3 separate regions of the Mus musculus genome follow, and all the other regions are linked to region 2. The links are chromatin contacts, found by POLR2A ChIA-PET in ENCODE. All regions are on one chromosome and are shown on one strand. Each heading gives the region's core, a stretch centred on a gene start or an enhancer-like site at or near the end of the contact. The rest is flanking DNA. Distances are from core to core; before and after follow the strand shown.

The links. ChIA-PET counts read pairs that join two places held with the same protein, here RNA polymerase II (POLR2A).
Region 1: POLR2A ChIA-PET joins it to region 2 with 18 read pairs in embryonic stem cell. The contact joins the promoter of Sbk2 here to the promoter of Ube2s in region 2. POLR2A ChIA-PET finds 5 or more read pairs at or near these places in 3 of 5 experiments (Patski and embryonic stem cell).
Region 3: POLR2A ChIA-PET joins it to region 2 with 10 read pairs in Patski. The contact joins the promoter of Zfp579 here to the promoter of Ube2s in region 2. POLR2A ChIA-PET finds 5 or more read pairs at or near these places in 4 of 5 experiments (Patski and embryonic stem cell).

What each region holds. Positions count from the first base shown.
Region 1 is chr7:4,961,482-4,966,121 of GRCm38, forward strand. Sbk2 (SH3-binding domain kinase family, member 2) reads right to left here and starts at 2,925. Exons shown (of 4, transcript NM_001146329.2): 1 at 2,820-2,925; 2 at 1,450-1,704. The coding sequence starts at 1,702. Sbk3 (SH3 domain binding kinase family, member 3) reads right to left here. Exons shown (of 4, transcript NM_001200041.1): 4 at 3,779-4,640.
Region 2 is chr7:4,810,767-4,815,365 of GRCm38, forward strand. Ube2s (ubiquitin-conjugating enzyme E2S) reads right to left here and starts at 1,574. Exons shown (of 4, transcript NM_133777.2): 1 at 1,397-1,574; 2 at 643-790. The coding sequence starts at 1,399.
Region 3 is chr7:4,994,627-4,999,638 of GRCm38, forward strand. Zfp579 (zinc finger protein 579) reads right to left here and starts at 1,475. Exons shown (of 2, transcript NM_026741.2): 1 at 1,378-1,475; 2 at 1-286. The coding sequence starts at 284.

The DNA of each region.
Region 1 (4,640 bases), core at 1,675-4,174, 150 kb after region 2:
AAGTAAAGGTTAGGGGCTAGAGAGATGGCTCAGTGGTTAAGAGCACTGACTACTCTTCACAGAGGACCTGAGTTCAATTCCTAGCAACCACATGGTGGCTCACACCCATGTGTAATGAGATCTGATGCCCTCTTCTAGTATGTCTAAAGACAGCTGCAATGTAGTCATATACATAAAATAAATAATTTTTTTTAAGTAAAGGTTTGGATAACCAAACAGTAATTGCTACTCTTCCAGAGGACCAGAGTTCAAATCCCAGAACACACCATTCAGTGGCTCCAACCACCCGTAATCCAGCGTCAGGAGAACCTGTCGCCCTCTTCTGGCCTCTTTGGACACTGAACTCATGTGCAGTAATCCACCCCCTGCCTCCCGGCCCCACGTATACACATAACCAAAATAATAATAATAATAATAATAATAATAATAATAATAATAATAATAATTTTTTTAAAATAAAAATTTGAAAAGAAAGAGGAAAAGGTAGTGTTACAGTTGATACAACATGTATTCGGTTTGAGGATGGAAAGATGGCTCAGCCATCAAGAGCACTGGCTACAGTTTCAGAGGACCTAGGTTCAATTCCCAGCAACCACATGGCAACTCACAAGTGTCTGTAACTATTATAGTTCCAGGGGATCCGACACCCTCACACAGACATGACCGCAGACAAACACCAATGCCCATCAAATAAAATGTGAGACAAACATGTCCATACAGTTGCAAACATCCGGAACAGCACAGCTAAGTGGGCATGACTGTACAGTAGGGAATAATATAATAGAAAATCATTCGTTTTTTTTTTAAGTACAAACACTTTTTCTTTTCTCCTTTCTTTTCAATTTTATATTGGCTGATTGATTGATTGATTGTTTGTTTGTCAGGAGAGGACTGTAGAGATCAGAGGGCACCTTGGGCAGTTAGTTCTCTCCTTCCACCATGTAGGATCTGGGGAATCGAACTCAAGTCGTCAGAGCTTTCGGCAAGTGCCCTTACCTGCTGAGCCATCCTGCCTGGCCTTCTAGTTTTGAAATGGAGTCTCACGTACCTCGGGCTGACTTCAAATTCCCGATCCTCCTGTCTCTACCTCTAGGAACTCCATCTCGGGGATACTGGGATGTCAACTATCAGCTGTCAGGTCAGCTTTGTTTGTTTGTTTGAGATGGTAATCTTTCTACGCAGCCATGGCTAACTAACCTGGAACTCACTGTGTAAATCCTAGGCCAGCTTCAAATTCACAACAGCCTTCCTGTCAGCCTCCTGGTCTCTCACCTTTTCAAAGGAAAACTCTGGGGCTCAGAGAGGTTAAAGCAACTCCCTGAAATGCACAGCCCAACAATAAAGTGGGGAAGGAAGATCTGACTGAGGTTTATAAGACTCCCTGGACTTGGCCTGAAATCTCTACTCTCAGCTGTACCCTACAGCATGCCTGTGTCCAAGATCCAGTACCTTTCTGGCGGTGAGTAACCAGCAGGACACGGCCGAACCGGCCCTGGCCCAGGGGACGCACTTCCTCGTACAGCTCTTCCACCTCAGTTTGGACCAGGGTCTGGGCACTCAGAGCCATCATGTCCTCCAAGGCCAGAGCAGCCTCCTGCCCCTGCTGCAGCTCCTCTACCGTTAGGCCTCCCAGGCCTTCATCACCTCCATCCTCCACAGTTGACACTTCCATTGGCTTGTCTTCTGACTGTTTGCCTGGCATTTCTGCAAGACAGACAAAAGGACTGTGACCCAGGACTCAGAGCTCGCTAGCCTATGCCTAGGGGAGGAAGAGCAAGGAAACCTGACTTCTGAGGGGTGAGGGCTGGGTCTAGATTCCTGGGTCCAAGGGAGGAGGGCCAGGGTCTGGGCTCCAGAGTCTGAGGGAAGGGGACCACAGTCTGGACCTCAAGGTTTAAGGGAGGAGGGCTGAGGGCTGGACTCCTGGGTCTGAGGGAGGAGGGCTGGGGTATGGACTCTAGGTTTGAGGAAGAAGTCTAGACCTGGACTTTCTCATCACCACTTCTTATTGTGACTCATTTCCATTCAGTAAGAGACCCTGAGGAGTGGAAAACAGTCACTTGTGTGAGGTGAGGTCAACTGAGAGGTCAGATGCCCCCCCCCCATTCCCACTGCCACCTGGTGGCCTGAGGGTGAAAGATGAACCAAGTCATCGAGACACCCCCCATCTTGTTTCCAAAGCAAACAGACTTGGGCCCAGAGTGGATGAGCGGTTTCTCTCCAAAGAGAAAACAGGTGCTCTCTGCCTCCAGGGAAGGGTGGGGCTCTCCACAGCTTGGGACACCCGGGTCCTGCCTGTAGCTGTCACTTGGACCTGTCCCAAGCCTTTAGCACTCAATCATTTTGTGGTTCAAGTCTCACAGCTCAGAAGCTTATCCCTAGACCCAGGGCTCGAGACCCCAGCACCCAGAGAAATAGACCCCAACCCTCCTCCTTCGAATTCAGGGCTCAGACCCCAGCCCTCCCTCCTCAGATCCAGGACTCCAGGCCCCATCCATCTACCCTCAGATCCAAGGTCCCAGACCTCGGCTCTCCTCCTTCAGACCCAAGCTTCCAGACTTCGGGCCTCCTCCCTTAGACCCAGGGTTCCAGCCCTCAGCCCTCCTCCCTCAGACTAGGGCTTCAAATCATAACTTATTACTGTCCCAGGAACTTCTAAAACTCACACAACTTGGGCCTTGGATTCTGTCCCCAACACTAAAGCACTCGATTGCTTCAAGGTGTCTCTTGTCCTGTCGAGGGGCCAGGACTCTTGCCACCTGTTTTCCTGTTCAACTGCAGCCTTCCCTCAGGCCGGTTAACCTTGCCCTACTTCTGACCTGGGCTCAGAGCTCCAGACTTCGCCTTCTCCAAGGCTTGTCTGATCCCTTTCTGCCTACTGCAGTTAGCGCCTTGCACTTCGGGGGTTCCTGCCAGCATCAGACTGCTCAGGAGCAAGTCCCGCCCTCACTCTGGGGGTTCGTAAAGCTCCGCCCTCTGCCCCGCCCCTTCTGCCCCCCATTGGGGGCAGAGCGACATCGTGTGTTGAATCCTAGTACTGGCTGTGGCTGGACCACACCAGTGTGGCTTAGCTCTCCTCCCTTGGACCCAAGGGTTCAGGAAGCCTTCTATCAGACCCAGAAATGCAAACCCCAGCTCTGCTTCCTCTCTTTCAGAGTCCACACTCCAGTCTTCATTCCTCAGATGGAAGAATCTAGAATGCATCCCTCCTATTTCAGACTAGAGAGGGTCTAGGTACCATCCTCTCTCCCTTATATCCAAGATCCCCTCCCCCAGCCCTCCTCCCTCAGACTCAAGGATCCGGAGCAGCCTTCCTCTCTCAGGCCCAGGATTCTAGACCCCAGCCATCTTCCTCAGGCCCGGAATCCCCGGAACGAAACTGCTTTCCTCAAACTCAGGAATCCAGCGCTCCTCCATTTGACCCAAGGATCTTGACCCTAGCCTTCTTTCAGATCTAGGGGTGCAGCCCCTGGCCTCTTCCCTCAAAAGGTCTCGGATTTTCTTTAATCTGATCCCATCTGCTCTGTTCCTCAGCTCCTGACTCTGGCGCCCTGTTGACAAACAAATCTTTTGAGAGGTGTATCCAGGAGCCATGCACTGGGGTCCTGTTTAGGAACAAAATAAGAGAGGATTCTAAAATGATGTCATGAGAAATGACCTCAGACTGGGGACCAGAAACAGGTGGCAGAGCAGCTGGGGATCGAGGATGACTGTACCCCTTTTGCGGGACAGCTGTTGGGTTTAAAGCACCGAGAACCACGTGGGTTCACTTCATTGTCCAAAATACACTTTTTATTTTGTAGATATTTTTAGTTTTACAAAAACAATCACAAAGGTCACACAGTTGTAAAAGACACACAGTTGCCAAGGTCCCTTGGACCCTTCACACAGCTTGCCCCAAGGTCAGCATCTTACCCAAGATTCATCACTAAATTAGCAAAGCTTTCAACAATAGTCATCCATCCTACCCACCATCTTTGTCCTCAAGGTCCTTTTCCTGTTCCCAAGTCCAGTCCGGGGCACCATGGTTCATTTGGTGAACTCACTGTTAAATCTAGAAAGTGTAGGTTCCTGGTTGGGATTATAGTTCTGGCTGCAGTCTTTGTTTTCCCTGCATGAACCTCTGGAAGCTCATATCCACCACTGTGTAAATCTCCATCATAACACAGGCCTGTAATCCCAGCATTGAGAGGTGGACGAAGGATGATCAGAAGTTCGAGGTTACCCTCTGCCACCTAGTGAGGGAACATCCTGGGATACAGAAAAACTTGAAAAATTTTTTAAGTATAAATTCCTGTGATGTTTCTAGTTTCTGCTGGGAGCTGGGGACTCCAGACACACAGAACTGGAGTCTGTGTGCTGTTTGGGACAAGGAAGAGCCATGAAACTAGTCCTGGCTCTCAGGATTGATGGGTCCCTGAATATAGATGGAGCTGGGTTATTCATAACCAGAGAACTTGGGGCATCTTGTGGAAATAGAAGATGGAAGGGTCTAGACCAGATGTTTGTGACAAGGACAGGAAGAGTAGACATAGGTATCTGGGAGGGCTCCAGGGATGGGAACGTTTCTGTAGGACAAGATGGAAGTCAAAGGTGCTAGGTGGAGCATATAAGGTGTGTGGGTGTCTGTCGGCAGTGGT
Region 2 (4,599 bases), core at 324-2,823:
CTTGCTTGGGTCAAGTGGTAATCATAGATGGTCTACACCTGGCAGTTGCTACACTAGCTAACAGCAGACCAGGCAGACATATTGCACACCCTCAGCATTATAGGCCAGTCACCTGATTTTGAAACTGATTTTAGCTGACTATATAGAAATTCAGTTGACAAATGAGGTCTGAAAAATCTAACTGGTTTGCTTAAAATATGCAAATCAGCTTATTACCACCAGTTTCCCCTCACAATGCTTTTTGTTTAGTCTTGGGACATTCGATTGATTAGTGTTTCAGATCCCCTGGCATACATTTTTTTTTTTTCTCTTCAAGACAGGGTTTCTCTGTGTAGCCCTGACTGTCCTGGAACTCACTCTGTAGACCAGGTTGGCCTCGAACTCAGAAATTCGCCTGTCTCTGCCTCCCGAGTGCTGGGATTAAAGGCGTGCACCACCACGCCCAGCTACACTTTCTATTTCTGCTTCACTTATATGCATCCTCACGTCTCTGGAAAGTAACACTTGACAGCCTTAATGCAAGCCTAAGCAAAAGGCCACATTTTGTCATAAGCACCTGAGAGGCTGAATCCTATTTGTCCCACAGCCACAAGACAGAAGAAATCTGGTCAAGTGGCCCCTCCCTTCCGTGCTCACACTCACCAGGGCCCTCGATGGTAACCTGCAGGTCTGTGAGATCCTCCTCATTGGGGAAGACTTTAATGCCATCAGGTGGGTCTGCCGTCAGTGTTGTCACCTCCTTGTACACTAGGCGGATGATGTGGGGCGGCAGATTCTCCACATTGGAGTTCTAGGCACGGAGGGAAAAGGAGAGTGAGCAGCCTGAAATAGCTAGGATTAAGGTGGGTGGATACCAGAATCCAGACTTTAGAGGTCCGAGGTTGTCAATCACTGCCTGTCAACTGGACCTAAGATGCTTCTGGCTTTTGCCCCATGGCTGACCGGGACGGTGTCTCAGAAAAAGCTTCTACGTGGCTCAGCGTACCCGAACCTACCCAAAGCGCTCGTTAAGACGCGCATGGGTCCACTACTGGTTCCAGGTGGGCCTGAGGCCTAGCCGGAGCCCTTCCCCTACTTAGGCTTGAAACAACCCCATCAACCGCCGCCCCCCCACACACACCAAAAAGAAAAAGGCTGGACGAAATGGCGGCGGGATGTCTTGCTCCTTAAAACACCCATGGGCGGGCCGCAAGGCGCCCAAAGCCCTCCCCAAGGTTCCGAGGGCTGCCTGGGCTCCCGCACCGTTTGTTGAAAGGCCCTGGGGCCGACTCCTGGCTCCGGACGTTCAGCCATGCCACCAAAGCACTCAGAAGCTGGCCAGAAAACACTTGGGACGCCGCAGTCGCCTCCTCTGCCCGAGTCCCCAACGGCCCCTCGGGCCTCCCGCGTCACTCACCATGACTTCAGCCGGCCGGGGGCGGGTCCCCCCGGCCCCCTTCCTGCACTCCTCGGACCGCCGGCCGGGGCGGGGGGCCCAACTGCCGGCCGCTGTGGCCCTAGCGAGGCCCCCGAGGCCCCACTCCGCTCCCACTAATTCCGACGTCCGCTACGAAACGCTCACAACGTTACGTCTGCTCCTCGGTAGAACCGGCCGCGCGCCCAACACCGCACTTTTATAGCTACTCGCAGGCCCCGCCCCCTCACGGCACGTCTCGACCGCGTACGTCAACGCGCACGTTGCTGGGCGGTCAACGCTCTTTTCTCTGTTCTTGTCAGAATAGTAGCAGAAGTTCGAACCCAGTTTGTGAGGAGTGCTATCACAATGAGGGCTCACGCCGGCTGAGGAGTTGACCTGGGAGAACCAAGCGGCTAAAAACCTAGAGCAGAGAGAAAGGGGGCGCCCGCCGAGGCGACGTGGCCGCTGATTGGACCGTTTGAATGAGACGCCGCCACGACTTGGGGTGCGCGCGCGCGCTCCGGCCTGGAGAAAGACGCGCACGCGACTAACGGTTAGGCAGGGGAAGGGGCGGAGCGAGGGAAGACAGGACTGGAGGGGTTAAAGGGATGACGGAAGGGGCCTTGACCAATAAACAGGGGCGGTCGTGATCTGGACTTGTGGGGCAGGTAGGAATTGAAAGCTACTAATGGGAAGCCAGCTCAGTGTGATAGACTCCAACCTCGACCAATGAAATGTCTCAATTTCTTTTGTGTATGCAAATGTTACGCTGGGAGTCTGGCGACCTCACCTGGAAGCCATGGAAGGGCGGAAGTGTGGACATAATTTGTCTATGGGGCTCCATTTTGTTCTGCGCTCCTGTTATGTGTTAGGAAGCCCTCAAAATCAGGTTGGTTGACTCCGAGGGCTTGGACTTCCTGATCCTCTAGAGTATGACTTGTGACTTTTGCCACCATTGTTTCTGTAGGGGTGCCAGAGGAAGAAGTCAGGGAAGTCTCACGTCCTTATTGAGAGCTTTGTGACTGACCTCCAGACCCCATAGACTTCTGTTAACTTTTTGAGAGACAGAATTTCATTACTGGCCTGGAACTCCTTTTTCCCCCGGGGTCGGGGGTTGTTGTTTTGGCTTTTCTTTTTTTAGATTTATTTATTGTTTTATGTAAGTACACTGTAGCTGTTTTCAGATGGTTGTGAACCACCATGTGGTTGCTGGGATTTGAATTCAGGGCCTTCGGAAGAGCAGTCGATGATCTTAACCGCTGAGCCATCTCTTCAGCCCTTGTTTTGGCTTTTCAAGCCAGGGTTTTTCTGTGCAGGCCTGGCTGACCTTCCTGAAACTCGAGCTATAGACCAGGCTGGCCTGAACTCACAGAGATCACCTGCCTCTACTTCCTGAATACTGAGATTAAAAGTGTATGCCACCATACCCTGGCCTCGTTCCTTTTATATCCATCCTCTAGCCTATGGGATAGTGCTGCCCACATTTAGGTCATCTCTTCCCTCACCCATAATTAACCTCCTGGTCCTGTCCTTACATATACTCCCAGAGGCTCTTACTAACCATGAAGTGTTAATCCAGTTATGACAGCATGGCAGAGATCTAGAGAGAATTAAACTATCTGCAGTAATCCCATGCTGGGGAGAGAACAGACTGAAGCTTTGACTGCAGAGGAGTAGGACCTCATCTCCCAGGAAGAGATTTCACAGTTCTGACAACCTGTCTCATAGCTAAATCTGCATAAGCACATTTCTTGAGTCTTGTTTCATGTTTTCTGTAAAATTGTAGCTTTGCTAGAGGGAAAGCAGAAAGAAACAACCCTCTTCCCTGACAAGATCTGGCTATAGTTCTTAGGAAACTCATTTTCTTCACCAATTCTTTTTATTTATTTATTTTTATTTTATTTTATTTTATTTATTTATTTATTTATTTATTTTTTCCGAGACAGGGTTTCTCTGTGTAGCCCTGGCTGTCCTGGAACTCACTTTGTAGACCAGGCTGGCCTCGAACTCAGAAATCTGCCTGCGTCTGCCTCCCAAGTGCTGGGATTAAAGGCGTGCACCACCACGCCCGGCTCACCAATTCTTTTTAATTTATTTATTTTGAACATATAAATGTTTTGCCTGTATATATGTAGGTTCACAGTATGTATACCTGGTGCTCAGGGAGTTTAGAAGGGAGTATCAGATCCTCTGGAACTGGAATAACTGGTGGTTTGAACCACCATGAGGGTACTGGGAACTGAACTCAGGTCCTCTGTAAGAGCAACAAGTGCTCTTAACCACCAAGCTATTTGTTCTATTTGAGAACAGTATCCAAGAATGGAGTCATGTCAGGAGGATTTTGAGTGCTTGTGAGACAAGAGTCTTGTGACCTCTGTTTCGTCGAAACATGGAATTGTTCTTGGACTGTGTTTTGTACTCCTGTGCTCCTCCAAGATGTAGCAGCTAGGAGTGGCTTTGCTTCAGATTACCCCAATTGCTTGCTGATGTTATTCAGCTAAATGTTTAAACTGTACTTTACATACCTCTATGGAAAACAGGTTTTTGTTTCGTGTGGCTTGTTCTTGTGATTGTAGACAGTCTGAATTCATGAATCCTGTGGCCTTTCTTAACCCTCAGGGTATTACAGATCTCCATTTCTCAACATGTGGGCCTTGACCCCTTTGAGTCGGCGGTTGAAGAACCATTTTACAGGGGTTGCCTAAGACCATTGGAAACACATATACTTACATTATGATTCATAACAGTAACAAAACTACAGTTGTGAAGTAGCAATGAAAATAACTGTGGTTGGGGGTCATCACAACCTGAGGATCTGTGTTAAAGGGTTGCAGCATTAGGAAGGTTGAGAACCACTGGTATAAATTTTCTGAGGCTATGAATAAAGTAGGCTATTGCATGAAACTTTAGTCTGCCTGATTTATTGGTTCCATTCTCCCAGGTCCCACTGCCTTTAGAGTAGTTACAGTCCAGCCCCCTTATTTTACAAATTTTTGTCTTAAGGTTTTCTCCTATGGAGATGAGCTACAGGCTTCAAGATGACAGAACCAGTCAATCCTGTTTGACTCCAGCATGACTAGTAAGCAAAAGAAACAAACTTACATAGGGGTAACTATTCATGACTTTGGATTAGGCAATGGTTTCCTACACCTAATGCCAACAACAGCCACAAAACAAAACAAAACAAAACAAACAAACAAAAA
Region 3 (5,012 bases), core at 225-2,724, 180 kb after region 2:
CCACGAAGGTGGCGGGAAAGGTGGGCAGGCCTGCGGAAAGCTTTGGGGCACAGAGGGCAGGCATGGGGCCGGAGACCCGAGTGGCTCAGCCGGTGTCGAGACAGGTAGTAAGGGAAGCGGAAGAGGCGACCACAGGTTGGGCAGGGCAGAGGCGCCCTAGGGGCTCCAGCACCCCCTCTGCCACGACCACGGCCTCGGCCACGGCCACGGCCACGGCCTCGGCCTCGGCCACGGTCACGGTGAGGTGGGCTGCCCTGGGCGGGTGGAGGGGGCTGTGGATCCATGCCTGTGGGGAAAAGGGGAAGAGGCAGGGGTGGGGAGAAGAGATGAAAGATGTGGGGTGAGGTGAAGAGGAGAGCAGAGGTACAGGGCAGGTAGATCCACAGTTCAGAAGAGGATACAGATGAAAGTCGGGAGAGGAAGGTGGTGAGGAGGCAGAAGGGGATAGACACAGGAAAGGAGAGGAGAGAGTTGTGGAGACGTAGGAAAGGGGGGCCAAGTTCAGGAGAAACACAAAGGAGAGAGATAGAGAGAAAGAAAACATAGATATCAGAGGTGGGAACGGTCAGGAAGACAGAACAAGACACATACAGAGGAGACACAGGGAGACAAAGTCAGCCAATTGATTTTGCTCTAGTGCCCTGGGGCTTGAACATTCCTGGAGGGGCTGGGAACCAGTCCACCCTTGGGGCCCAAGTAGGGTGGGATTCAAAGTCAAGAGGCCCTGGAAATAAAAAGTCCATAAGTCAGGGGCTGGGAGGGACCAGTGGGTAGCCGGGCTTAAGCCCCTGGGTCTGTGAGAGGAGAGCTGGGGTCTGGATTCCTGGGTCTGAGGGAGGAGGAATGGGGTCTGGATTCCTGGATCGGAAGGAGGAGGGCTGGGGTCTGGGCTCCTGGGTCTGAAGAAGGTCGGGGTCTGCACTCCTGGGTCTGAGGGAGGACCTGGACTCCTGGGTTTAAAGAAGGGCTGATTTCTGGATCCCTGGGTCTCAGGCAAGAAGACTGAAAGGTAGGACTCCTGGGTCTCAGATAGAACCAGATAGGCGAACTAGACTCTTGCAGGTAGACGCAGCCTCTGAGTCCGGGTGAAGGAAGAAGCTGGGTAAGGGGCCCTGACTCACAAGACAAGGGGGAGGAGTGGACTGGGAGCTGGGCTGCAGAAAATCCTCAGCGAGAAAGCTGTGGCCAGACCCCTGGCCGGGCGTGGTGTCGGGGGAGGGCGTGGAACCTGCCGGCTGTCGGGGGATCTAGGTCCAAGAGGGGGTCTATCTGTTCCGGGTAGGTGTGATCTGCAGAACTAAGGCAGCGGGTCGAGGCCTTGCAGATTGCTCTGCGCAGGGCCTGGGGCTCGCCCCAGTCTCAGGGAGCCGGTCTTACCTCCACCTCCTGCGCTCCTTTCTTCCTTCCCTGCGGCCGGGCGATCGCGGACAGTGGTGGCGGAGAGGGAGGGGGTTGAGCGTAGTGGGAGGGGTGGGGGTGGAGAAGGAGGCTGGGCTCGGTGTTACAGCCTAAGCCTTCCCCCCGGAAACCCGGTGCTTGGTCGGAGGCCAGAAGAGGAAAGACTGGCTGAGAAGCCGGAAGCGGAGGGCCAGGGACCTGGTGGGGGTGCGGGGGGGGGGGGGGCGGGAGCAGAGGAGGGAGCTGCGGCTCCTGGATCCCGGGAGGGGAAGGGGCTGAAGGCCTGTCCTTTGGACCCTCAGAGGAGGAGGAGGCTGCAAGCCTGGGAATCTGGATCCAGCTTTCCACCCCTCCTCCATTTCCCAGCAGATAACACATATTCATTCATTCTTTCAACAAACAGGCATTTATCAAGCCCTGCCGGTGCCAGGCACTGTGCTGGCTGCTGGGTCTGAAGAAGGCAGAGATGGAGATGAACGAAGCAGTGAGTGATACAGGCTTGAGAGTGAACATCAATGATACAAGGAGTGCACCTCTATGATCGAGCCTGACTCTCACTGTCCCTTGGTTGCCTGGGCAAGCAATTCTCTCTTCTCCGAGCCTCAGTTTCTCCCTTTATGGTAAGCCCCAGGATCACAACCCGACCAGTTTTATCAGAACACCTACTGTGGGCTGGCTCTGTCCTTGGTGCTGGATCGATAAAGGCAAAATTCATACTATGATGAAAAGGGACAAACAAGAGTCAGTCACAGACGGTGTGACGAGGGAAGCTCTTGTTTTGGGCAAAGTGCTGTGGAATGAAGGGGATGGAAGAGACAGTGAGCTGGCTTTCAATGGGAGTGAATGCCATTCCTCTAGTCTTCCTTGGCAACTACGTTTCTGGAACTTGGAGCTTTAATGTTTCAGCCTGCTACATGGGCCACATCTCAAAGTATATATGATGGAGAAAAAGGGCCGTTTCAGTTATCTGCCTGCATTACAGTGTTGTTTTCTTTAGGGTTAACTTCATGCCAAACATAGTTGGCAAGAGGCTGGGTAAACTGTTCCTTTTGTACGTGTCTGGGTGAGTAGAGGTTTGGAAAGCTTTGATATGCTAGTAATTCCAGGAATTTACCCTTGAGAAACCAGAAACATGCAGTATTATACTTGTGCCAGTCCATTGCGGCTGCTTTCTTTTTCTTTTTAAAAACATTTCAGGGGGCTGGTGAGATGGCTCAGTGGGTAAGAGCACCCGACTGCTCTTCCGAAGGTCGGAAGTTCAAATCCCAGCAACCACATGGTGGCTCACAACCATCCGTAACGAGATCTGACGCCCTCTTCTGGAGTGTCTGAAGACAGCTACAGTGTACTTACATATAATAAGTAAATAAATAAAATCTTAAAAAAAAAAAAAAAAAAAAACATTTCAGTATAGGTATTGTGGGCTGGCAAGATAGCTCAGTGCAAAGGCGCCTGACTCGTGGCTGATGATCTGAGCTATCCAGGACCCACAGAGTAGAAAGAGATCACCAAACCGATTCCTGTGGGTGGGCCTCTGACTTCTCCACCTGTGTGTCTGCACACACATATACATAAACATACATTCACATATGTACAAACACACCCACCCATACATACAACACACATATACACACATATAAACATACATAAACACACAGACACAAATGTACACATACACATTAAATAAACAAATACAAATGTAGGGCTGAAGAGACAGTCCAGTGCTTGAGAGTATTGCTGTTCAAGAGGGCCAGAATTTGGTTTCCAGCACCCAGGCAAGCCCCCACCCCCTGTATAACTTCAGCTCCAACACCTTTTGTCTTTTGAACACATACACGCAGAGGGGCATATTGCCAAAAAATAAAAATAAATTGAAGTTAGATTCTGTTACATTTATTATTTATGTATGTCGGGTGCACACACAGCACAGTGCATATATGGAGGTCAGAGGTCAGTTCTCTCTCCACGATGTGGGTCCTGTCCTAGGATCAAATTCAGGTGATTAGCCTTGGGGACAAGTGGCTGTACTGACTGAGCTCTCTGGCTAGTCTACTATGGCAGTCTTGGAAATCACTATGAATGGCTCAGTAAGAGATCAGGGGAATAAAATCATGACCCAGAGAAATCTTGTATGCCCTGAAAAAAAAAAAAAAAAAAGGAAGAAAGAAGCTTACTGTGTGGAAATGTGGAGACTCCCCAGCTGAGCACAAGGAAGAGAACAACACAAAACCACCCGTGCTAAGTCTCTGTGTGCGCTCCTATCTGCAGCTTGGAGACCGACAAGATGGCTCTGCAGTTAAAACCACTAACTGCTCTTGATGAGGACCTGAATTGGGTTCCCAGCACCCACAAAACAGCTCACAGTTCCTTTATAACACTCCAGTTCCAAGAGGACCTCTTCTGTCTCCCAGAGTCAAGCATATGTGGGGTGCACATACATACAGGCAGGAAAAACATGTAAGATAAAAATAAATTCTTTTTTAAGAGGGGCAAGGCACAGTTGTGTGCACCTGCGATCCCCTCACTTAGGAGGTGGAGACAGGGCAAAATTCCATACTATAATGATATAAAGAACGCCCTAGTCTCAAATAAACAAATGAGCAAACAACAGCAAAAAGGGGGAGGGAGGAAAGTAACAAATTGAGAAATGGGTAAACAGGAAGAATTTCAAACAGAACAGAACAAGGGCGCTGTTACTTGGGGGTGTCATCTGCAATCATGGATTGGAGCATCCATGGTGGCCAGACTATCAGAGAGAAGCATCAACCCTGTGCAAGGACTGTGGCCAGCTGAGCCTGCAATTACTCGGAGAGCACTAAGGATCCATTGAGAAGGTTTTAAGCAGCAGAGTCATATGATCCGAATAGGGTTTAGAAACATTCCGGAGGAACCTGCACTGAGGCGGGGCGGGGCGGGATGCGGAGCGGGGTGCAGGGCAGGATGCGGGGGCGAGCTGTAGGCCAGGGTTGTAAGGCTGCTCTGCTCCAGGTGAGAGGTGGCTGGGCCACTGTGACCCAGCCTGGTTACCTACTGCACTTGAGGGACACAACTCAGTGGCTTCTCACTTTCCAGCCTAGAATCCAGACCCATCTATTACAGCTCCTCACTTAAATAAATGAAATAAAAGCAGACAAACAAAAACGTTGGTGTGTGTCCACAGGGATTCGAGAACAACCTGTGGGAGTCAGTTCTCTCCTTCCACCCTGTGGATTCCAGAGATGAAGGCAGCAAGTATCTTGATTTCTGAGAGGTTTTGTTGGCCCAGCCACACCTCATTTCTGAGCTGAACACTTCCCACGATTTCTCTTCATGCTCAGGAAGAGAAACAAACAAACAAACAAACAAACAAACCAGCAAAAGAAGACAAAACCCCAGCCCTTTATCCCTCAAACCCTATCTAGTTCTGCTTGCCCCTTGCCTACTGCCTTTCTGGCGAGGAGAGGGGCCGATGGAGAACAGAGTCTAACTATATAGCCCAAATTGACCTCAAACGTGTCCTCCTCCTTCCTCAATGTCCAAAATGCCAGGGCTTCAGAAGCACATCCAGGCCCAATATTTCCTCACTTATTTCCTCCTCCTGCTTCCTTTGTCTGTAACGTCCTTCCTTTGGACAG